Regions from separate parts of the Mus musculus genome. Here regions 2, 3, 4 and 5 are each linked to region 1. A link is a loop called in an ENCODE intact Hi-C map of the cell type or tissue named here. Cell type or tissue: heart. All regions are shown on one strand.

Region 1 (5,000 bases):
CCCCAAAATGAACGGCATGACAGGAGCGTAGACAGAGGAGGTCATTCCAGAAAGCCCTTGCAGCTGTGAAGACGGACATCCTTCACTAATATCCAAAGGCAGAGAAGCAAGATGGCTATGAGCAGTGGCCAGGGATCGGGTGCTTTGTAGACACCCTGTGGAAGGTAGAAACCTTTCATGATGCTACCTGTGGCTTCGGATTCAAGCAGGATCTCCAGCGTCTTCATTCTCAACCTACCCATTCTTCACTACTCCAGTGACTACATAACTCAACGTAGTGCAGCTGAGGAATGGGAGCCTGGCAGCCGACCTACTACCAGGCGACCAGTCCATGGGGAAGACGCAACTGAGTCAGGAAGGCGGTGTCCCATGCTACCCTTTCAGAGTAACAGCCCAGGAAACCTGACGCCTGCCCTATGATCCGGCAATTCCACAAAAGCAAAAATAACTGTGCCTAGGCAAAGGCGCCTAAGAACCCCCACCAAGGTTATCGTTTGAAACAAAGTTAGGATGAGCCTTTTTCAGAGCAATGGCTGGTAAATACACTTGTACAGTCGGCACGCCGAGGATGTACCAGTGTCACAGATATTGTGCACTGACAGAAAACACTGTAGTGAAGAAACCGAAAGCCATATGGGGAGACTTGACTTGGACTAAGCCCTCGGCTGGGGGAAAAGGGCAGTTTCTGCAAATTGATTTCGCATAGTCAAATATGAACGCTTAAATCACTAGAGTGGTCTTTTAGTAGATTCTATCTATAATCAGAGAGCTGCCTTACAGTTGTAGTTTTCCAACTTGGATCTACATAGATCACCAAGGAAGCATTTTCTTAAGATTCACCTCTGTTTTGCCAGAATATATGTAGTATACGTGCCCTCAGAGGTCAGGAGGCATCAGATCCCTTGGAACTGGACTTCTGGCTGGTTGAGTCACCTGTGGGTGCCAGGAATCAAACTCAGGCCTCAGACAAGAGCAGCAAGTGTCCCTAACCACTGAGCCACCTCGCCAGCCCCCTCACCGAGGAAGATTATTTTGTTTTACTGGCAACCCAGGCTGGCCTTGAACTTTAAGTTCTCTTGCTTCAGCCTCTCAAATACAGTGATTGGCACTGGGTTATGAGCGTGAGTCACCACCCAGATGCTGAGGAAGCTTTCCTGAGCCCAAGGCCAACGTGGCCCTCAAACCAATTAAATCAGAACCCAAGGGGCAAGATTTAACACCAGGCGTGGCTTGTTTTAAACCCAGGTATTCAGCCAGGTTTGAGAACCTCTCATCTGCAGCATCCTATACACAGCAACAGAATCAGTGAGACTCACTGGGTCTGTGCTCAGTGCCATCCACAGAAAAGAACAAAAGCAACTTGAGACCGTTAAGGAGTAAGTCCGCATGCCTGGAACAGGGCAGGAACCCACAGCCTAGAGTCGGGAAAGCACTGCCCAGCAGGCAAAAGATTACAGGAAGTGGCCATAAATTTCTGTCTGACTCCTTACTAACTTGAAAATCCCTTCCCCAGCAAGACTCAAATTTGTGATTCCTAGAGAACTATAGAAGTCCTCTGGACTCAGGGGGGAAAAAAAAGAGTTGGTAGAATGGGATACATAAAAACAAAAACACAAACAACCCACAATCTCTCCAACAGAGAGCAGCTATCCCTTCTAATATGCTAGGGCCACGACCACAGTCATGTGTGTGATGGATAGCTTGGTACCTAAAACAAAAATGGCTTCCAGTTCAGCTGTGAGCAATTCTGCCCTTTGAAACTAAACCAACGCCCACAGTCCCACCCTCTACCTCAGTTACAGATCACCCCACTCTATCTCCCCAAACCCCTGAAGCATCCCAACAGCATGCTCTCTAGTCTGCTTTAGTCCAGTACCTGGCCAATCCGCAATGTCCCGAGGCCCAGGCCCACCAAGCCAATGGCCTCCTCCCACCACTTCACCAGCTGTCCCACCCAAAGCTCAGACACAACCCTGAGAAGAACCAGCAGTCCTGCCACTCTGAGCATATATCCCGGCTTATCACCACCACTGTCTACCTAAGCCTCCCTGTTAATTTGTTCCCCAGAGACTGGGACTCCAAGTCTCACCCCTACTCAGTGCAAATCAGTCTGTTGTAGAGGCTTCGTCAGTTGAAGAAGGAAACAGTGGTAGTGACATTTCCCAGACAGACTTCCTGTCTTGTGCCAATCAGCCTCCTAGGGGGTGATGAACACTGCTAACCTGGGACCAGCCAACACAAGGAACCTAGAAGAGACTCAGTGCCCACTGCTCCACAGCCCAATCTGAGCTGGGTCTAAAGACCCACTACTGAGGCGGCTCAGGACAAAGCCCCTCTTTCCAGGACTGTTTCCAGACAAAGCCAAGGTCTGAGTGAGGGAGTTCCCCAACAGCCCTGTAGAGGGCAGGATTTGTTTGTCCCCTGCTTCCAAGACAATGGGTGAGATTAGAGGCAGCAGCTATTCTCTCCCCAGAGGGCAGCCCCGGACCAGCAGCTACAGGGAACACAAAGGATTTGAATGCAATGCACCAGGCCTAGGAGTGTCATCATCTTAAGGGATCCGGTGCCAAGGGGCACCCACGGGGGCTCTCCGAGGCACCTGATGCCTCTCCACCCCACTCTACTTCCTACCATCCAGGAAACAAATAGCCCACTTCTTCCTCACCCCAGGCAGTCTCATGTCAGCAACCCCACCCCAGACTTAAATGGTCTGACAGGTCAGTAGAGGTGGGAAATGATGCACCAACCTGCTGTGTCCGAACCTGCACACACACACACACATACATACATACACACACCCTTCATCCTCACAAGGGCTTCCCACTACCTTTGCTCCCCGGCAAAGCTAGCTAGTTGCTCTTTGTCCTAAACACTTGGTTTTTAAACTTGAACTTCCCAAGTTGTGAGTGGACCGAACACTACAGGTCCCAAAGGCCCCAGCACTCTATACCCACATGCTAACCAGAAACTCTTCCGAGACCAGTTTCTGGTCCCCAGAAGCAGGCTGCCTGCAATCGGGGAAAACCCCACACAAGGATACTTCGGAGCCCTGCCCCAGGCTGGTGAGGAGGACACTCAGCTATTTTGAATCTGCTGGAATTAAACTCCTGCCTGCGTATTTTTAGCAGGTCCGTTTGCCCAGGAATAGATGCACACTGGCTGGCAGCCAAGCGGTCACACAGAGCAGAAAGCAGGCACGTGCTACATCAGGCAGCCCTTTGCATGCATCTGTTCACTCCAGGTTCTAGAAGGATCCCTTCTCTTTCTACAAGTACCTGTGGCTTCTCAGAAGGCCCTCTGGAGAAGTAATGGCCTCAACTCCCCAACCAGCTGACAAACCTGTAACCCAAGTCTAGAGCCTTCTAAACAAGAAAATAATCCCCGGGATGGCACAAAACAGTGTTGGTCCTAGTGACTAAATCAGTTTTGGCTGCAGTTACTGGGAAAAAGGGCTGCATGTAATTGACAGGAAAGTCAATCATAAAAACAACAGCTTAGAGGCCAAGAGCCCAAGTCCACTCTAGGCTTGGCCCTGATAGGGGGAGGATGTGTTCTGGACAGCTGTTCACACACCCTCTCTGTCAGAACTAGAACATTCCCCCATTATCCCAGGTATGACCACTGGGGGAGTGTGTGCCCCAGCCACTCCACCTCCAGAGCAAAGCACAGCTCGCTCTTGATAAATGTGCCTTCCCTTCAAGGGTCTTCCCCTGGGCAGGCGATCAGAGCCAAGCCCAGCAGTCCTGCAGGCTCTCCTGTACTTCTGTGTGGAGAACAGATGCAGCCTTGCTGGCCTCCATAGGAAGTTCCTTGGCGTGTGAGTTAAGGAAAGAAGAACATACAATTGTGGTTCCCTGCCTGGCAGCGAGAGAAAGAGCCTCTAGTTTCTGTCCACAGCGGTTTCTGAGCTCTCAGCTCTGCTGCTCCTAAGGAGCAGATGATCTACCAGAAGACTATCTCGGAGACACTCTCACTCTCTCTCTCTCTCTCTCTCTCTCTCTCTCTCTCTCTCTCTCTCTCTCTCTCTCTCTCTCTCTCTCTCTCTCTCACACACACACACACACACACACACACCTACACAAGTCTCGGTGGAGCCCAGAAAAACTTTTTCAAAGATCTGGATTAGGACTGGATAGATGAGCCGGGCGTGGTGGCACACGCCTTTAATCCCAGCACTCGGGAGGCAGAGGCAGGTGAATTTCTGAGTTCGAGGCCAGCCTGGTCTACAGAGTGAGTTCCAGGACAGCCAGGGCTGCACAGAGAAACCCTGTCTGGAAAAACCAAAAAAAAAAAAAAAAAAAAAAAAAAAAAAAAAAGGACTGGAGAGATGGCTCAGTAGTGAAGGGTACTTCTGCTCTTCCAGAGGACATGGGTTCATTTCCCAGGACACATAAGGAAGTGTATAGCCATCAGTTCCAGGAGATGACCCCCCCCCTTTCTGGCCTGCCTAGGTACCAGGCACACATGCAGTGCTCATACATATATATTCAGGCAAAAGCTCATCTCATACACATAAAATAAAAATAAGCTAATCTTTAAGGCAAGGATTTCTATAGGCTGCTACAGATACAGGGGAGAGGTGACCTTTTTATGGTTCTGATGTTTTTAAGGGTAGGAGAGGGGAGCAAAGTCCCTGGGCAGAGCCTGAAGGTGTCCTAGGAGCTGACCTAAAGAACTGGCGAGAAGGCCTGGCAGTCTCGTCAAGTGGGGCAGATCACCAGAGGTAACGGCTGACTGCGGCGATCCCCATGTGATTTCTGGCCAACACTGGCAGTCAGGCACTTAGCCATAGGAGGTTACTGAGCACTGAAGTATGACAAATGCGACTGAAAAACCTCAATGTCTAGTCTTATGTAAAGTCAGTTTAAATATCCACACGCTGGTGGCGACAGCTTGGGTGACAGCAAGTACTAGAAGGTTTCCCCAGAAAATCCCAGGACATGAGAGGTCCTGCCTAGCACCAACCTTGCTGGCAGAGTGCAGTTCTGGGGGTGATGGTG
Region 2 (5,000 bases), 130 kb after region 1:
TCCGAATGGTTGTGAGCCACCATGTGGTTGCTGGGATTTGAAATCAGGACCTTTGGAAGAGCAGTCAGTGCTCTCAACTGCTGAGCCATTTCTCCAGCCCCTTATACTATATTCTTAATAGCCATCATGGCTTTCTGTACCTGCTCAAAAAACACTGGATTGATAAGATCCAAGCAGAAGCAGGAAAATTAGACTGAAAAGGAGAATAAGAAAAATACTTGGACACAGACTTCAGAAATTTAAAAAACCCTTAGAAAGACCTAGGAAAACCAGTGAGACACAGATTGAGGAATTTAGGAAAGAACTTGCCACTCTGCCAGTCACATGATGAAACTGAAAGGGGCTGGCTCAAGCTTATTAGAAAACCAACCTCAGCCTGGCATGGTGGCGCACGCCTTTAATTCCAGCACTCTCGAGGCAGAGGCAGGAGGATTTCTGAGTTCGAGGCCAGCCTGGTCTACAAAGTGAGTTCCAGGACAGCCAGGGCTACACAGAGAAACCCTGTCTTGAAAAAACAAAACAAAACAACAACAAACAACAACAACAACAACAAAGATTTAGAAAGGCAGCTTGAATTTGATGATCACATTTTGATGCTATGTCATTTAGCAGCTTTTTAATGCTTGAGATGAGGTTGAAGAACCAAGAAAGGTGTGAGTCTTTTCCTTAAAATACACAAGGCCCCAAAGCAGCCTTCCCTGATTTTTGCAAAGATTGACTTCAGTTGTAAAGAGAAGTCAGAAAAATATTAATTGAATCCTTGGCTTTTGAAAACGCTAGTTCAGAATGCAAAAGGATGATTAGGCACCATCAGCACCAATAGAATAGATTAGAGATATTGGATCTCACATTTATGATGCTAATCTGATAGTAAATTCTAAAAGTCTTAAGAAAAAAAATCAAACTGTCAGATGTCTTAACTGTGGTAAGCAAGGGCATTTGGAAAGGGATTATAGGGTAGGTGTTCCTAGAATCTGTTTTGTTTATTCCTAGAAATAATCCAGAAGGCCTCAGCCCTCTGCAATATGCATAAGGTGGGGCAAAGACCAGCATTAGACTAATGAATTCAGATTAACAACACCCTAAGAGGCCTCCTGCAGGTGCAGATATCCAATTGAAACCAGCCTTTCCTGTCAGGGTCAGAGAAACTCAGCCCCAGAGCAATGAAAAGACTTAAAGTCTGTTGTTGACACTTCTCAGGTCCAGTGAGGTGCATGGAGTCACAAGCAGACACAGGGTTGTTTGTGTTTCTTGTGATCCGACACAAGAAGACCACCATCTTCACTGATGCCAAGGAGTCAAGCACGGTGTGGGAGCTCAAGCGCATCATTGAGGGCATCATGAAGAGGCCTCCTGAGGAGCAGCTGCTGTTCAAGGACAACCAGCTCCTTGATGAGATGAAAACTCTGAGGGAATGTGGCTTCACTTTTCAGGTAGCAAGGCCAGAGACCCCAGCCACAGTGGGCCTGGCCTTCAGAACAGGAGATGTCTTTGAAGGCCTGGAGATCCACCCCTAATCTTTTCCTCCACCTCTTCCAGACGTGAGGAAGGATTCTGGAAACAGTGCTAAGGAACAAGATGTGCAGTGAGGGCCCCACAGCCAATTCCTAGAGACCTAGAGACCCATTCTCTAGTTGAAAATAAATAAATAAATTGGCTGTCTTTTAAAATAAATATTAAATAACCCTAAAAGCACAAATACTGCTCTCGCGTCATACTGTATTCTACCTCTCGACTGGAGGTGGCCAGCAGCCAGCAGCCAGCAGCAGCCATCCCTGAGGAGAAAGGAACAAAGCTAGAACAGGGCGTCCGTAGGGGATGATTCCCTCTGGGATGATAGGGCCTGCTACAGGCAGGACTGGTCGGGAACAGCAGGCTCTGGAGTGAATGGTGTGGTTCCTGAGTGTCTTCTCTGGGTACCTAGGCACCACCTGGAGTGTCTGAAGACAACTACAGTGTAACTTATATATAATAAATAAATCTTTTAAAGAAAATCTTCCTATTTATTTAGCTTTCTGACTCTCTGGACCGTCAACACTTTCAGAATACTGTTCTGCCTCAAGATGAGGAAAGCACTTGATCTGGTCAGGGACAGAGGACACACTGAACTCCCTGAGGCCCCCAAGGACGTGTGTGTGTGAGTTTTAAACAGTCTTATGAGAACTTTAAGTCTCGCATCACGAGAATGTCTCATTTTCTGCTTGGACACGCACCACAATTTGGTGCTTTCCTGACCTTTTTGGTAGAAAAGTAAAAACCTATTACAGGGGTTCGAGTCAGGCTTGCTGCTTATTAATTTTATAGATTTTTGGTTTGTTTCTGTTTAATTACACGAACCGATATCGTAGCAGCTATCCTGACAGTCAACTTGCATGTATGTTCAGCCCTGAGAAAGAATGGGGAGCTCGCGAGGGGAGCCTTACAGACCTACTTGCGCCCCCAGGCGGCGCACGCTAGCTGCTGCTGGGGGCGGGCCGCCGGACCACGCCGCTGCGAAAGCCCTTGGAACCTCTCGGCTTCCGTCGAGCATGAGCAAGATGGCAGCCTCCGAGACGGTTAGGCTACGGCTTCAATTTGACTACCCGCCGCCGGCCACTCCACACTGCACGGTCTTCTGGCTTCTGGTGGACCTGAACAGATGTCGAGTTGTCACGGATCTCATCAGTCTCATCCGCCAGCGCTTCGGCTTCAGTTCCGGGGCGCTCCTGGGCCTCTATCTGGAAGGGGGGCTGCTGCCCCCTGCCGAGAGCGCGCGCCTGGTGAGAGACAACGACAGCCTCAGGTGCGCGGGAGCGCGCGGGGGTGGGGGTGGGGGCGCGCGGCTCGGGGTGCGGGTGCGGGTGGGGGGCGCTTGCTGGACCGCAGGATGCAGGATCCGGGTAGCGAGCTAGCCAGCTGCGGAAAGGCAGGTTCGCGAGATCCTGAGTGGTCCAGCCCAGGATGGAGCATCCTTCCCCGGGTTCCCCGGGACGCTTCTCATTTCAGGGGGACTAAACTTGGAGCAGCTCCGGTGCTCAAGAGCAGGGCCAGTACTCACTCTGCCAGGCTCTGTGTGCAGTGTGCATGGCGCAAATATGCCACAGACCCGCCTTCTCTGGGCTGCACTTGCAGGCAGGAAGCAGAGATGTTTTCTGAGTAATGTATGGAATGGCCCACCTTAGCGCCTTGGCAGTGTCCACTTCTGGTGGATTTCTGTGTCTCATTCAGGTGTCATTGGGTCCCATCCAATTGGTATCGGAATGCGTTTCACGTGTCACACAGAAGGCTGTGTGTTTCAGTAGCTTGACTGCTTGCATCTCAAAGCCCTAGATTTGATTCCCAGCTGGCTAACCAGGAATCCCTGCACTGAGGAGGTGAAGACAGACAGGAGGATCAGGAGTTCAAAGTATCCTTGGCTACATAGGTCAGCCTGGCATATGTGAGAGCTGTTTAAAAAAGAAAAAAGGTAAAATCAGGCTGGGCGTGGTGGCGCTCGCCTTTACTCTCAGTAGTCGGGAGGCAGAGGCAGGTGGATTTCTGAGTTTGAGGTCAGCCTAGTCTGCAGAGTGAGTTCCAGGACAGCCAGGGCTACACAGAGAAACCCTGTCTTGGAAAACAAAAGAAACAAATGTGAGACAGAGAGAGAGAGAGAGAGAGAGAGAGAGAGAGGCCCGAGTGGAGGTGGCGTACACCTTGTATCCTAACTCTCAGAAGGCAGAGGCAGGCAGATCTCTGAATTTGAAGCCACCCTCGTGAGGGCTGGGTAGAGAAACCTGTCTCAAAACAACAAGAAGGAGAATTTAATCGTTGTCACTGAAGTGAGTATCCAGGAGCGACTACAGTGTGACTAGTTGGCAGGTGGCTTAGTTGTCTCAGATGGCGGGCTGATGCGATTGGTCATACCAGTTGGCATACATACTGATATAGTCTATGGTCCCACCACTTCCAACCACACCTCTAAGCTTCCGCTGCGGTGAGTTAAATTTGGAATTATAGGCCTGGCGTGGTGGTGCACGCCTTTAATCCCAGCACTTGGGAGGCAGAGGCAGGTGGATTTCTGAGTTCGAGGCCAGCCTGGTCTACAAAGTGAGTTCCAGGACAGCCAGGGCTATACAGAGAAACCATGTCTCGAAAAACCAAAAAAAAAAAAAAAAAAAAAACCCAAAAAAATGGAATTATAAAGCAGGCTATTTCTTGCTTGCCTTTGTTTAGTGTTGCTTTCTGTCGAGAGTGCCACATTTGCAAAATTTCTTCAGAACATCAGGGAAATTAATTAGAAACACTGACCATATCTTTGCATCAGGAATACTTAAGTCAGGAATACTATGATTTGTTAATCATTCTGCTTCAGGTGGCAACTTGAAATAGTCCAAATTTCAAACCTCTCCTCCTCTCTTCTCTCCTCTCTTCCCCTCCCCTTCTCTCCCTTCCCTTCCCCTCTTCTTCCACCTTCTCCAACTCCTCCCCTTTCTCTCGCTCCCTTTCTTTTTTGAGGCAAGTTCTCTTAGTGTAGACGAGGAGGCTGGCCTTGAGCTTTGGAGGTCTGCCTGCTGCTGACTCCAGGCAGCCAAGCCTCTTTTCCCCTCTTACTGACAGAAGTAAGCTCATTCCCCAGTGCCCTTTAAAGGCTATTTAAACAAGAGAGAGGGCTGTGTCCCCCACCTGTTAAATTCACTCCCTGAAAGGTACCCTGCCTAATGACTTAATAGCTTGCTGCTGGCTACAGTTACTACTTAAATTAATGAATCACCCATGAATTACACTCTTGTAATGATGTAAAAAACAACGGTGAAACAACGGTTACAAGCAGTAATTGCAGCAGATGACAGGGAGGTTTCTCCTAAATGCCTCAACTGGACAATTGGGCCTGGAAAGACATTACCTCTGTGGGCCTGAGAATGTCACTCAGTAAGTGAATGAGTGCCTTCCTGGCTAGGATGCCTGAGGCCCTGGGCTCAGTCCAGGGAGATAGAGAGCTGGGTTGCAGCTAGCCCTGGTGGTAAATGGTGTAGACCATAGGA
Region 3 (5,000 bases), 110 kb after region 1:
GGTCAGTGTTACTCCCTGAGGCATTCCAAGGTGGGAAAGATGAGGTGGAGAACTCATGGGGGACAACACGTGGGGAGGTTGGAGATGGCCACTCAGGCCATTCAGACAGTGCTTGATGCTTTAGGTAATCCATCTACCTCAGTATATTGTGCTCATAAGGAAAAGAAAGATATACACACAAAGAGAAGTCAGTAGGGCGTGTTTGTGCACCTCTCTAATCCCAGAACTTAAGAAGCAGAGGCAAATGGATATCTGTGAGTTCAGTGGGGCCAGTTCGGTCTATGAAGTGAGTTATAGGTCTGCCAGGGCTATATAGAGAGACCCTATATCAAAACCACACAACTAGGGGCTGGTGAGATGGCTCAGCAGGTAAGACTGCTCTTCCAAAGGTCCTGAGTTCAAATCCCAACCACATGGTGGCTCACAACCATCCATAACGAGATCTGACTACCTCTTCTGGTGTGTCTGAAGACAGCTACAGTGTACTTACATATAAAAAATAAATAAATAAAACCACACAACTAACACACACACACATCACAACACAACACAACACAACACAGTAAGACCAGCAGTAAAAGAAAATGGCTGAGAGCAAAGCTCAGGTGTGGAATCTGGCCTGACTTGTGCCAAGCCCTGGGTTCAAGTCCCAGCCAAAGTGTGTGGATGGCATGGGGAGTGGGGTGGGTGAGCGTGGGACTAGGGAGTGAGGATCAGGAGTCCACGTCCAGCCTCAGCACACAGTGAGTTTCAGGCCAGCTGGGGGGACAAGAAACCCTATCTTAAAAAAAAAATACTTATGGAAAAAAAAAATAGAAGGAGAAAGAAGATTAAGAAAACCAAAGAGTGAAACTGAGAAAACAGGTCAGACAATAGAGTGTTCACCTCGGAGGCATACAGGCCATAGCTCCATCTCTAGCTGTGTTTGTGCTCAATATCCCAGGGCTGGAGGCAGGGGAATTCTGGGGCTTTCTGGTCAGCCAGTCTGGCCTACTTGGTGTTGCAGACCAGAGAAAATTATTGTCTTTCAAAAAAGAAGGTAGATAATTCCTGAGGGTCAACACATGGGGTTCTCTTCTGACCTCCATATCTATACACACACACACACACATGCACACATGTACGCAATGTCAGGGTGGGGATGCATCTAAGGAAAAACAGGCTGAAAAATTACGGGTGTGGCTGTATCTATAAAATAACATGAAATTAGAGTTCCCTTGGAAATGACTGATAAGGCTCAAGTCCCTCATAATGTAAACCCTGGTGTTTTTCTCCCTTCCCTGGTACAAACTCCTGTTAAAACATAAGGGGTGGGGCTGAAGAGGTGGCTCAGTGGTTAAGCGCACTGACTGCTCTTCCAGAGGTCCTGAGTTCAAGTCCCAAGTGCTGAAAGTGATGGCTCACAACCATCTGTAATGAGATCTGACACCCTCTTCTGGCGTGTCTAAAGACAGCTACAGTGTACTTACATATAATAATAAATAAATCTTTGGGATGGGGTGAACAGGGCTGGATGGAGCGAGCAGAGGTCCTGAGTTCAATTCCCAACAACCACACGATGGCTCACAACTATCTGCACAGCTACAGTGTACTCATATACATAAAATAAATAAATCTTTGAAAAAAAAAAAAAGACTGAAAATCAGGGGTGGTGAGATGACTCAGGAGATAAAAGACAGTGGCCACCAAGCCTGGCACCCTTAGTTCAGTCACAGGGAGCTACATCATAGAAAAACTGACTTCTCCGTGTTGTCCTCTGACTACACACACACACACACACCCTTTGACACTCACAAAACAAATTAAAAAAGAAAGAAAGAAAGAAAGAAATTAAATTAAAAGGCTGGAAAGATGGCTCAGCTGGTAAGATCACTTTCTCACTGTCTTGCTCTTCCAGAGGACCTGGGTTTAATTCCCAGAATTCACATGGCAGCTCACAACTTCTGTACCTTCGCTTTCCTGAGATCCAAAGCCCTCTTCTGACTTCTCAGAGCACCAGGCATACAAGTAGTACACAGACAGACATGGAGGCAAGACAAAATATATTTTTTTCCTTTAATAAAGTGAGAGTTAATCCAGACACTTGGTAGGTAAGAGTCCGAGGCCAGCCTAGTCTATGGAGAGAGTTCCAGGACAGCCAAGGCTACACAGAAAAAAACCTGTCTGGAAAAACAAACAAAAAGAAAAAAAGGAAAAAAACGAGAAGAAAAGAAAGAAAGAAAATGTGCCAATTTGCAAGTCATTCCACAAAACAAAATTCTTTTTTGCCCAAAAATAGGCCAGAGCAGTCAGCTGATATTTTGTCTCTTCTAAACCAGCAGAGGTGGCAGGCTTTGTTTCAAAGCAAGGATTTGTAGAGGTCTCTTTGGCCTCCAATCTCAGCTCAATCAAATGACCCTAAAACGTCACTAGGCAGCTAACCACAGGAGAAAGGGGAGGTGGCCTTTAGACCGTGAAGTCTCACTCATCAGCAATTTCCTGAAACCATACGTTTCTGTACAAACACTTCCATCTCCAGGAATCACCCTGCATCAGGAAGGGGCAGGAAAAGGCACTTTGAATTAAGACACAAATAAAAATTAAGAGGTTCAGAAACAATATAAATTTCTCAAGGGAAGAAGCGGGAGAAAGAAATGTGTTTTAAAAAAAAGAAAAAGAAAAACGCGAACGCATCAACAAATTCGAGAAGGAGGCACCCACCGTTGGTGCGTCTTTCTCACGAACCTACCCGCGCTGAAGCCCAGTAAGAACGATAGGAGCAGCAGCCACAGTCGCACGAGACAGATCCGCCGCGAGAGCTCCATGATGAAAACCCCGCCGCAACATCAGCAACAGGCAGGAGCCAAAGGCCATCGCGTGACGGCTTGCGCGGGGACTGGGCGGAGTCAGGGGCGGAGCCTAAGTGGGCCCTGACACTCCTAAGGATTCCGCGCTCCCTCTGCCGGTCGGACCCACCCAGGACCTCCTACAAAGGGCTCTCGAGGGAGGTGCTACAAAGGAGGCAGTTAATATGTCATCTGACCTTGGTTACTAAGTAGGGAAGAATTGAGAAAACTACAACTGGATAACCACCATCCCCTCAGCCCGGCCCGTGTTTGTCTTCTCCGACAAAAGGCTTATGTTTTATCTTTTAAGACTTGTTTTTATTATTTTATGTGCATATGTGTGTATGAATGTATATGCCACATGTGTGGGTTTATGCAGAAGGAGTGGGTTTCTCTGGAGCTAGGGTTACAGGGCTTTTTGAGTGGCCGGTGCAGATGCTGGGAACTGAATTTGAGTCCTCTGGAAAACCAACAAGTGCTCTTAAATTACTGAGCCATCTCCATAGTCTCAGGCCTAGAATTTTAAAAAATTGCATCTGAAAAGATGAAGTCAGATTAAAGCACGAACCAGCAGGTCTTTTAAGACTAGAGCTGGGCAGTGGTGGCGCACACCTTTAATTTCAGCTCTTGGGAGGCAAAGTCAGGTGGATTTCTGAGTTCCAAGCCAGCCTGGTTTACAGAGTGAGTTCAAGGACAGCCAGGGCTACACAGAGAAACCCTGTCTCAAAAAAAAAAAAAAAAAAAAAAAAAAAAAAAAACAGAAAGAAAGAAAGAAAAAGAGAGAGAGAGAGAGAGAGAGAGAGAGAGAGAGAGAGAAAGAAAGAAAGAAAGAAAGAAAGAAAAGAAGAGAGAAAGAAAGAGTCTAGATTCTATTTTCAGAAACCCATTACTTTGAAGTGGTGGCTCAGGGGTTAAGGGCATTGTTGCTCTTCCAAAGGACCCAAGTTTGGTTCCCAAGACCCACATGGTGGCGTACAGATTCAGAACTCCACATCTCATGATCCAGGGGATCTGGCACTTCCTCAAGCATACATATGATGCATATATAAGCCTGCAGGCAAAACGCTCACATAGATAAAGTGAATCGAAAATATTATTATCAAATCACATGTGTCATTAATATACTAGTAATTCATAAAAAATTACTATATAGATCCTATAACTTTTGGTTATGTATTTTAAACACAGCAAAAAAAAAGTGGACTTTTTCTCTCTTGATAGCATGGTCAACATCACTGTGTGTGATATACTATCTTCAAAGCAGTTATTTAAAAGAAGGTATCAAGGGCTTGTGGAGAGGAATTTGAAGAAAACATGGACTGCAGAGGTGTGTGTGTATGATATGTCTGTCTGAAGATAAATTTTTATTTTACGGAATATTTTAGGGGTACTGAGTCACCTCACAGAGCCAAGCAACAGCAAGAGCTACCTGGAAGTGACTTTTGTCTCTGCAAACTTTGTTTTAAGATAACAAACTCACAAAAGAAAGCAAGAACAAAGAATGTGTCCCTGACTCAGGTTTTTATCCTCCCCCATGCCTCCTATGCATCAGCAGAAATGTTTTTCTTTGCAACCTGTAGATTTTATAGCTTCTAGAAAGTGTAGTGCGTATCCTGTGTCCTACGTTGCCACTGAGGGCAGGGCTGCAGAGAAGTGGGAGTCTGCTGTCTACTTTTCTCCTGCTCCAACATGAGTGGGGCCAAATGCCTGAAAAATCTAGCCTTTTTTTTGGTTTTGTTTTTGTTTTTTGTTTTTTGTTTTTTTTTTCAAGACTGGGTTTCTCTATATAGCCCTGGCTGTCCTGGAACTCACTCTGTAGACCAGGCTGGCCTCGAACTCAGAAATCCGCCTGCCTCTGCCTGCCGAGTGCTGGGATTAAAGGCATGCGCCACCACGCCCAGCTTTCCATGTTCTTTATGATCAGAGCCAAACACACTTAACCACCAGAGGCTGTACTATGTGCCTTGTTCTCAGAAGCCTGCAGCTAAAGAATTTCCATGAGGTTTTTCTCTAACCTGGGCTGCAGAGCAAGACCTCCATCTCAAGAGAAAGAATGAATACATGAATAGATAAAAATAAAGTATTGTAGTTTGATATTAGTGGTAGACTATGAGCCACAGAGTGTTTTGCAGCAAAAAAGTTCAAATTTTCTATGTTTGGATTTTTTCATAATAA
Region 4 (5,000 bases), 60 kb after region 1:
CTTTTTATTTCTTTTTTTTTTTTTAAGATTTATTTATTTATTTTATGTATGTGAGTGCACTGTAGCTATACAGGTGGTTGTGAGCTTTCATGTGGTTATTGGGAATTTGAATTTTAGGACCTCTGCTTGCTCCGGTCAACTCCGCTCCCTGTAGCTGACTTCAGACACACCAGAAGAGGGCGTCAGATCTCATTATGGGTGGTTGTGAGCCACCATGTGGTTTCCGGGATTTGAACTCAGGACCTTCGGAAGAGCAGTCAGTGCTCTTACCCGCTGAGCCATCTCGCCAGTCCAAGACTACTTTTTCAAAAGGTACCATAACCTCGCAGAATCTGCTCAAACCTCATGTCTTACCCCCTGTTCTCCATTCTTTCCAGAATCAGGAGCTAGCTGCCTGGGCATGAATGAACATAGCCATTCCAGAACCCAGAGTAGGAGGAAGGACAGATAATTAAGAATTGAGAGGCCTTAGGGCATGGGTGGCTCATGCCTTTGCTCCCAGCACCCAGGAGGCAGAGGCAGGAGAAAAAAAAAAATAACAAGGGCCTTTAAAATGGCTCAGTGGAAAAAGCAATTGCCACATAGACCTGAGGATCTGAATTTGATCCTAGGAATCTACGTGGTGGAAGAGGAGAACCAATTATTGCAAGTTGTCCTCTGATCTACATGTGCAGGCTATATGACACATGCACACACAGGTATCACCCCTACACTGATGGTAAATTAAATTAAAAAATAAAAACATTAATCCCAGTACTCGGGAGGCAGAGGCAAGCGGATTTCTGAGTTCGAGGCCAGCCTGGTCTACAAAGTGAGTTCCAGAACAGCCAGGGCTATACAGAGAAACCCTGTCTCAAAAAACCAAAATAAATAAATAAATAAATAAATAAATACAGAAAGAAAGAGAACCTGAGTTTTGGGGCCAAGTGGCCTATTCATGTCTCACCGTAGGCCTGTTTATTAAGGGCTCCTCCTCAGCTCAGCTTCAAGCCTACACACACAGTAGCCCCCAGAGAACTATAGCTGTCTTCTCCTTGAGATGGCCACCCCACTGGAGTGTTATACTTCCTCTTGCTTCCTACCCCACATCACCAGGAGGCAGAAGCCAGCACTGAGGCTCTGTTTTCTAGGAGGAATGCCCTCATCGACACCACAGCAGTGGGAAACTAGAAAAACTGGGTCGAGGTGTCCACAGCAGATTTAGGAAAGGGCCAGGAAACAGCGGCTTCAAGCCAGGAAGGATGCTGCATGCCTGGGTCCTCAGGAGTTCAAGGTCATCACTGGCTTCATAGTTGTAGACAGGATCTCTCTCTTTTTTTTTTTTTTTTGGTTTTTTTCGAGACAGGATCTCTTATGTGTGCTGTGTAGAAGCATCGGCAGTCAATGAAAAGCTAATGGTGCCTATTAGCTGAAGCAGGAAATAGAAGGTGGGACATCCGGCAGAGAGAGAGAGAGAGGGAGAGAGAGAGAGAGAAAGAGAGAGAAAGAGAGAGCGCTCAGTGGTAGAACATTTACCAGTATACACTAGACCCTGAGTTTGATCCTCAACATAATAAACAAACAAATAAGAAAGCACTTTAAAAATATTTTATTTGTTATTATAATTCAAACACTTCAATATCATGTTTGTGCTTCTTTTCAACCCACTCCCTCCATTAAAAATATTTTTTAAAAACTTACCGGGGCTGGTGAGATGGCTCAGTGGGTAAGAGCAAAGGTCCGAAGTTCAAATCCCAGCAACCTCATGGTGGCTCGCAACCACCCGTAATGAGATCTAATGCCCTCTTCTGGTGCTGTCTGAAGACAGCTACAGCGTACTTACATATAATAAATAAATAAATAAATAAATAAATAAATAAATAAATAAATAAATTACCTACATGTGTATGTTTGTGTTTGGGTGTGTGCATGCGAATGAAAGTGTTTACGGAGGCAAGACGAGGGCATCGGATTCTCTAGAGCTGGAGGAGCAACTGGAGATGTAAGCTACCCAGTGTGTTAGAACTCAGGTCCCCTAGAAGAACAGTGTTTGCTCTTAACTACTGAGCCACCTCTCCAGCTCCTATCTCTGTTTGCTTGGCACTCCCTGCGTGTTCATATATATGTGTGTGGGTGTTCATGTGGTTGTACTGTAGGTACACACATAATGACGCTAAGAAAATGACATCAGGTGTTATTCCTCAGGATCACCTGTCACCTTGGTTTTTCTGGTTTTAGCTATTTATATGGACTCTCTTCCTCCTTCCCTCCCTCCCTCCCTCCCCCTCTCCCACCCTCTCTCTCTCCATGTATGGGTGTACATACATGTATGTGTGTACCTGTGGGTGCCAGAAGAGGGCAGCAGATCCCCTTAAGCCTAAGGCACATACAAGCCAGTGGAAACTGAATGAACTCTGGTTCCATGAAAGACTCTTAACTTTAAGTGCTCTTAACTTTGGAGCAATCTCTCTGTCCCAAACCTAGTTTTCTGATACAGGGTTTCACATTGGTCCAGAGTGCACTAAGTAGGGTAGGTTGGCTGGCCAGCAAGTCCCAGGGAGCTGTCTGCCATTACCTCTCCTGCATTGAGACTGTAACACGTGCAGTCAGGTCTGGCTTTTTTAAAAATGGTTCTGGGATTGGACTCAGGTCTTCATGCTTGAATGGCCAGCATTTTACTGACTAAGCTGTCCCACCAGCTCTCTCTTAGCTCCACTTCAGTGCAAGGAAGTGGCTCAGACCTGACTTTTGTTTCTTTCTTTTCCTCCCCCACACAGAACACCTCTGGGAACTGTAGCTTGTTAGCTGCTATACTTCCTCATCCTGTACCCTGGTTTTTCCATGAAGCCCCAGTGTGGGATTTTGGGTTGGTTTGGGTGTCCTTCAGACACACTGTTGTGAAAAGGACATCAGATCTCATTACGGATGGTTGTGAGCCACCATGTTGTTGCTGGGAATTGAACTCAGGACCTCTGGAAGAGCAGTCAGTGCTCTTAACTGCTGAGCCATCTCTCCAGCCCTTTGGTTTTTCAAGACAATTTTTCTCCATGTATCCCTGGCTGGCCTGGAACTCCCTCTGTAGACCTGAAACTCACAGAGATCCCCCTGCCTCTGCCTCCCACGTGCTGGAATTAAAGGCATGTACCACCCACCACCCTGCCCGGGTGGGATTTTTTAGTCCATGCATTTTCTCCACAGAAGTGTGGGTCTCTTGCTCCAGTACTCTTCCTCAAGACCTCTGTGGCCATGGGGTTAGCACAGCCCAGTGCTGCTCAGGGGCAAACAGTGGTTCAGTGCCTTTGTCTGGACTGGCCTTTCCCCCCCTTTCCTCCTCTCCAGAGGTTACTAGTTTCAAAGGTCTCATCCCAGAGCCCTGTTTGCCCATCTGTGGTTTTCTCCCCTTCAGGAGCAAGAAGGATTTGTCCCCAAAGGCTGCAGAAGGCAGCAGCACCAATTCCAGGAGAGCAATTACCTTGAAGAGCCTTCGCCGGCAAACATTCTTTCTCTCCCAAGTTGGAAAATCCTCACCTTGTGCCAAGTCGTCCAGAGGGCACTTGAGTCTTAGCCAGCTGAACCGCTCCAACCCTTAAAGGGAAAGTGAGCCAGGAAAAAAGGCAGCTCCCAGGGGCTACGGCAACAGGCAGGTGGTGTTTAAAGAAAGAACGCAAGGTGACAAATTAACCTGGTAGAACAAAATGGGATGTCATGCTGCAGGGGCTTTAGACAGAGCTATTAAACCGAAGTGACATTCGTGACTTTTCTGCCCCCAAAGAGTATAGACGTTGGGGTTGGGGATTTAGCTCAGTGGTAGAGCGCTTGCCTAGCAAGCACAAGGCCCTGGGTTCGGTCCTCAGCTCTGGAAAAAAAAAAAAAAGAGTATGGACGTCATCGCCCTATTAGAGACGATTGCTCTAGAAGGGAACTCTCCAACCTGAAAAGGAATTAGAACTTCAGGCGTTTCCTTAGCCTACACACAGGTGAATGTAGCCAAAGCTTCTTATACAGTGGTGGAATGCTGGCACTGCTGGGCATGCGTCCTCCCAGTCATGCTGGCTCTGGGAAGAGCTGTGCAATCCCCCTCCACCCGCTATGGTTGTATGTGCTTGTATATGTGGGTGCACCTGCACTTGTATTTGTATGGAGTGGGGGTTATGCACCTGCACTTGTGTGCATGTGGAGACCTCAGCTTAACATTGGGTATCTTTGTTGATTGCGTCCTGCCTTATTTAAATTTTTTTTTGAGAGGTGTGTGTGTGTGTGTGTGCGCGTGCGTGCGTGCGTGTGTGTGTGTGTGCGTGTGTGCGTGTGTGTGTGTGTGTGTGTGTGTGTGTGTGCCACAGCATGCAGGTGAAGGGCAGCGGACACTCTGTTTCCACCGTGCAGGTTCTGGGGATTGAACTTGGGTCATCCGTCTCGGTGGTAGATGCCTTTACTGACCACTGAGCTGCGTCGCTGACTCTTTACCTACCTCAGTGTGAGCAGGATCTCTCAAGGAACCCAGAGCTCACAGATTCAGCTAAAGTGACTGTTGTATCAAGTCCTAGGAATGTTCCAGTCTCCATCACCCTAGTAACAGAATTACAGACACGTGCTGACCTGCTTGATTTCCATCACTATCATTCTTAATAGCGTTCTCACGCGCCCGGCCAGGAAAGACGCAACAAACCAGAATCTTCTGCGGCAAAACTTTATTGCTTACATCTTTTGGAGCCAGGAGGGCAAGCGCCCAGCGCCCAGCCCCAAAAACGAAAGCCCCTTCAATAATAAAACCGAAACCCCTTCCCTATTTAGGAGAGTTATATTTCGCCTAGGACGCATCACTCCCTGATTGGCTGCAGCCCATGGCCGAGCTGACGTTCACGGGAAAGGCAGAGTACAAGTAGTCATAAAATACCCTTGGCACATGCGCAGATTATTTGTTTACCACTTAGAACACAGGATGTCAGCGCCATCTTGTGACGGCGAATGTGGGGGCGGCTCCCAACATCTCCCCCTTTCCTTTTAATAAGAGCAAATAGGCC
Region 5 (5,000 bases), 90 kb after region 1:
GAGAAGCAGAGCACACCCTTAAATGAATCAAGTGAGCAGGCCCATGAAGGTTTACCACAACCTTTCAGCTTTGGGGGAGGGGTACTCAAAAGGTATCAGAATTCAAGATTGTGTATTGGGCTGGAGTGGAGACAGAGGCAGGTGGATCTCTGTGAGTTTTAGGTCATCCTGGTCTACACAGGTTAGGGGGCTGGGGCTGTAGCTCAATTGATAAGAGTAGACAAGAAGCTACAGGCCATTTGAGATTCTGCCTCAAGACGGAAGGAGCACATGACATAAGCTCAGCTGGCAGTGCTTGCTTTGCATGTGTGAGGATTTGATTCGCCACCGCCACCGCTGCCGCCACCACCGCCGCCACCACCACCACCACCACCACCACCACCACCGCCACCACCGCCGCCACCGCCGCCACCGCCGCCGCCGCCGCCGCCGCCACCACCGCCACCACCACCACCACCACCACCACACACACAACACACAATTTTTCAAAAGAAATCCCTGGGGCATCAGAGAGGCCCCACTCTGGGTGTGCCTATGGACAACCATCGACCAGGGTCTCAGACTGAATAGAAAGGGGAAAGGAATGTCCAGTGAGGGCCATCATTCCTCTCTCTGCTCCCCGCTCCACCCAGACACAAGCAAGCAGCCTCCCATCCCTGCTGCCACAGACCACACCCTCTCAAACTATAAGCCAAACAAATCCTTCTGCCCTTCAGTGGCTGTCAGCTCACAGCAATAGTAAGTAATACACTCTCTCCGGAGACCTGAGAAGTCAGCAGGGCTGTTTCCCAGGGAGACTGCAGAGGGCAGGACCCAGGCTACTTACCATACTATACAGGTAAGGTCCCCAGGACAGCACTGAATCTAAAGAAAACCAGATGGATACAAATTAGCTATGTCTTTCCAAAAGACTACCCCACAATGGCTTCCCTTCTAAGCACAAAGGGGCAGGAGCAAGAAACCCAGTGACTTTGAGGGGAAACACTCCAGAGAACCCTAGTGTCCAAGCAGGAATGGCTGACATCTCAGGGGTTGGAAGATGTTCTTCCTGCCAATTCTAATGTCCAGTGGCACGTTGACCTGATTCGATTCTGCCTAGCAGGGCGTCCTGGGCAGAGATCCACCTGACACACCACAGAGCCATCCGGTGAGGCTTGATTGTCTCTGCAGCCTTCTAGGTTCCTGACAGCATCAAAAATTTCCCCACCCTCACTGCCTCTGCAATCTATTTGCTCCTCCAGGGCGGAGGCACTTGCGTCTTCCACCATACATGCTGTAGAAAAACTAACATGACTCTAACTCCTGTGCCTGAGGCTACCCACCAATCAGCTCATTTGTACTCTGCAAACTCTATACACTGGGAAACTACAAAAGGTGCTAAGAGAAACAAACAGCTCCAAGGGATTTGTAAGACAGCCAGGCGTAGCAGTGCAGGCCTTTAATCCCAGTACCTCGGAGGCAGAGGAAGGTGGGTCTGAGTCTGAGGCCACCCTGGTCTATAGAGTGAATTCCAGGATGGCCAAGGCCACACAGAAAAACAGTTAAAAAAAAAAAAGGCACACACAAAGAAAGGGGGGCAGGGAGAGGGGATTACCTTCTGGGAACACAGTAAGCTGTGAACTGCTGGGACAAGTCTACAGCTACTGGTACCACATATCCACTAGATACAAGCTACTGAAGTGTGCCAACAAAGTATCAAGGACCTATCAAGTGTCACTCTGCTGCTTAGAACCCTCCAACAAGGAGCCCCAGGAGCCATTTAGTCCCCAAAAGAATGTCTGAAGACATTTCTTGTTGTCACATTGAGTGATCCTACTGGCATCTCATGACCAGAGGATGGGGACGCTACAGACAAATATCCAAACATGGGGGTTGGTGAGATGACTCAGCAGGTAAGACTGCTTGCCTCACAAGCATGGGGATTGGAATTCAAATTCCCAAACCCACATACAAAGTCTGGCTTGGTTGCATGTGCCTACAATCCCAGCACTGTAAGGGGCAGAGACAGGAACTGTTGGGCTTACTGGCTACCAACATAGTTCCAGGTTTAGGGAGACACCCTATCTTAAGAAATAATGTGGCTGGGCGGTGGTGGCCCACGCCTTTAATCCTAGCACTTTCGAGGCAGAGGCAGGCGGATTTCTGAGTTCAAGGCCAGCCTGGTCTACAGAGTGAGTTCCAGGACAGCCAGAGCTACACAGAGAAACCCTGTCTGGGGGTGGGGGGGAGGAGAAAAAGAAAAAAGTAATAATGTTGCTGGGGCTGGAGAAATGGCTCAGTGATTAGGAGCACTGACTGCTCTTCCGAAGGCCCTGAGTTCAGTTCCCAGCAACCATACAGTGGCTCACAACCACAGCAATGGGATCTGATGCCCCCTTCTGGTGTGTCTGAGGACAGTAATGGTGTACTCACATAAATAAATTTTAAAGAAATCCTTAAATAATAATAATAATAATAATAGTAATAGTAATGTTGTAAGAACTGGAGACATGGCTCGGTAGCTCTTCCAGAGGTCCTGAGTTTAATTCCCAGCAACAATATAATGGCTCACAACCATATATAATGTGATCTGATGCCCTCTTCTGGCATGCAGGTATACATGTAGATAGAACACTTATATACATAAAATAAATAAATAAATCTTTAAAAAGAAAGTAAGTAAGTTGGGTTGGAGAGACAGCTTAGTGGTTAAGAGCACTGGCTGTTCTTCCAGAGGTCCTGAGTTCAAATCCCAACAACCACATATCATAACCATCTATAATGAGATCTGGTGCCCTCTTCTGGCCTGCAGGCATACATGCAGGCAAAATGATGTATACATAATAAATCTTAAAATAAAATAATGTGGGGGCCTGGGGGAATGGTAGCTCAGTAATTAAAAGTTACTTGCTGTTTTTCCAAAGGACCAAGTTTGATTCCCAGCACCCAGATCAGGTGTTCACAACCGCCCGAAACAGAGGACTGAGGCCTTCTTCTGGCCCCAAAGGACATTGTGTGTATGTACATGGTACATAGACATACATGTAGTCAAACACCCAAATATATGAAATGAAAATAAATAAAATCTCAAAAGAATTTCTTTAGAGGCATAAGGTAGATAAAGTGATAGAGGGAGATGTTCTCTTCTGGCTTATGCATGCATGCATGCATGCATGGGCACATGTACCACTTGCACACATGTAATAATACATTTCATGCATCCATCAGGCACGTTTTGCTCCACTGTCCCCAACATATACATGACAAAACCTTTTTAAGTCCTTAGTACTCAGAACAGTTCCCAATAAAACCTACACAACTCTAAATGGCTGTGGTTGCTGCGGTTGAGGGAACCCAAGAGAGTTAACCTGGCCAAGGTGATCAGATCAGTGATGCTTGAAGCCACACCCTGATTATGAGCAAGATAGACTGCTCCTGTCTGTGTTCCCAAAGCATTACAAAAATGCAGACCTCAGAGCTGCAAGGCCTGGTGCCAACCTTGCCTTACAACCACCACCACCACCACCACCACCACCACCACCACTAGCAGCAGCAGCAGCAGCAGCAGCAGCAGGAGGCACAGATGGGAAGCTCACTGCAGATGCTCTTCCAGTATCAGGACACTGCGGAGTCGGGGAGCTGGTGACACCCTGTGCTGACTCATACAGAACTGGGGCTCCTCTTTATGAGGCTACTCGCACTGTGTGGGGTGTATTTCATCATCCACAGGAGTGTCCGGAGCATCTCCTGTGGCAAACTTGGATTCCTTTGCTAGGAAAATCCCTTCAGAGGACTCAGCCTGATGGCAGAGGCTGTGGCAAAGATGTTTCATCCCCCATGTCTCTTGGATGCTCTTGGGGTAAATGGATGCTTTCTGTGACAGCTTCTTCAAGAATCCAGAAACTTCTGCTGGCCTCCTTTTTTTTTTAAAGACTTATTTATTTTATATATGCCAGTACACTGTAGCTGTATCGAATACTGAAAGAGGGCATCAGATCCCATTTAAGATGGTTGTGAGCCACCATGTGGTTGCTGGGAATTGAACTCAGGACCTCTGTTAGAGCAATCTTAACCACTGAACCATCTCTCTAGCCCTGTTCTCCTCTTTTATCTGAATATTATAGCCCTGAGGGATGGCTGTTTCTCTCTGGCTTGACATGATCAACACCACAGAGCATAGTGACTGTGGTGATTTATAGGAGACCTTGAAATGTTGTCAAGGCAACAAAATAAACTGAACTATTCAGCAGATAGCTAGGTCCATGATAATAGAGCAATCAAAGGCGGAAAGGAGACCATAAGACCTTGGCAAGATACTTCCTTTAGATTCCAAGCCCACTACACCCTGCCCCACTATACATAATCTTAGAAATATTAAAATATAAGAGGTTAGAGATTGCCTGGGAGCCCAGCAGGATGGTTCAAACTCTTAGATCCCACAAAAATATAGAAAAAAAAAATCAACTCCACCTAGTTGTCCCCTGACCTCTACATATGAACCATGACTCTCTCTCCTCCCTCCGCCCCTCTCTCTCTGTCATCACTAACATCAACACTCATTTTTAAATATTGCCTGGGCTGGAGTGTGGTGGGGCACCCCTCTAATCCCAGCACTTCAGAGGCAGCAGGATCTCTTGTGAGTCCAGCCTGGTCTACATAAGTTGCAGGATAGCCAGGGCTATGTTGAGAGACCCTCTCACAAAAAAAAAAAAAAAAAAAAAAAAAAAAAATTTTAAATTGGTAAACATGGGCCGGGCGTGGTGGTACACGCCTTTAATCCCAGCACTCGGGAGGCAGAGGCAGGTAGATTTCTGAGTTCGAGGCCAACCTGGTCTACAAAGTAAGTTCCAGGGCAGCCAGGGCTATACAGAGAAACCCTGTCTTGAAAAACCAAAAAAAAAAAAAAAACCCCCAAATCAGTAAACATGGGACTTTTCAGTGCCCAGGTTTACAAGAGTCACCCAGGCTCTTATAAGTAGTACTCACATACACCCTGGCCCAGCAAGCAGGACCTGGATGGC

What was found. Hi-C counts contacts between places; a loop is a spot of excess contacts. Peaks named below come from ENCODE experiments on the same cell type or tissue, not always from the same donor. Only the 100,000 strongest peaks of a DNase experiment are listed, where the experiment ranks them.
Region 2: a loop joins it to region 1, with 11 times the contacts of the local background. A loop is called at or near these places in 4 of 42 quality-filtered maps.
Region 3: a loop joins it to region 1, with 7 times the contacts of the local background. A loop is called at or near these places in 15 of 42 quality-filtered maps.
Region 4: a loop joins it to region 1, with 5 times the contacts of the local background. A loop is called at or near these places in 7 of 42 quality-filtered maps.
Region 5: a loop joins it to region 1, with 2.9 times the contacts of the local background. A loop is called at or near these places in 5 of 42 quality-filtered maps.

Annotation. Positions count from the first base shown.
Region 1 is chr11:88,846,386-88,851,385 of GRCm38, forward strand. All of the region lies in intron 1 of Akap1 (A kinase (PRKA) anchor protein 1), which reads right to left. Among named protein-coding and RNA genes, the nearest start is that of 4930556N13Rik, 2.7 kb to the right of the region's middle. In heart, CTCF peaks have their summits at 2,398 (motif pointing right) and 3,626; DNase peaks (open chromatin) are centred at 2,456, 3,146, 3,579 and 4,746; H3K27ac peaks cover 3,247 bases.
Region 2 is chr11:88,971,421-88,976,420 of GRCm38, forward strand. It overlaps Coil (coilin), which reads left to right and starts at 2,515. Exons shown (of 7, transcript NM_016706.2): 1 at 2,515-2,782. The coding sequence starts at 2,529. It also overlaps the pseudogene 2210409E12Rik. In heart, CTCF peaks have their summits at 2,436 and 2,643; a DNase peak (open chromatin) is centred at 2,511; H3K4me3 peaks cover 1,382 bases; H3K27ac peaks cover 1,053 bases.
Region 3 is chr11:88,952,566-88,957,565 of GRCm38, forward strand. It overlaps Scpep1 (serine carboxypeptidase 1), which reads right to left and starts at 2,877. Exons shown (of 13, transcript NM_029023.3): 1 at 2,729-2,877. The coding sequence starts at 2,804. In heart, a CTCF peak has its summit at 2,942 (motif pointing left); a DNase peak (open chromatin) is centred at 2,886; H3K4me3 peaks cover 1,416 bases; H3K27ac peaks cover 1,529 bases.
Region 4 is chr11:88,906,357-88,911,356 of GRCm38, forward strand. It overlaps Scpep1os (serine carboxypeptidase 1, opposite strand), which reads left to right. Exons shown (of 5, transcript NR_045955.1): 2 at 118-312. Among named protein-coding and RNA genes, the nearest start is that of Scpep1os, 2.9 kb to the left of the region's middle. In heart, a CTCF peak has its summit at 2,339 (motif pointing right); DNase peaks (open chromatin) are centred at 2,365, 3,195 and 3,505.
Region 5 is chr11:88,936,188-88,941,187 of GRCm38, forward strand. Scpep1 (serine carboxypeptidase 1) reads right to left here. Exons shown (of 13, transcript NM_029023.3): 7 at 827-864. Among named protein-coding and RNA genes, the nearest start is that of Scpep1, 17 kb to the right of the region's middle. In heart, a CTCF peak has its summit at 2,781 (motif pointing left); no DNase peak of the experiment used is centred here.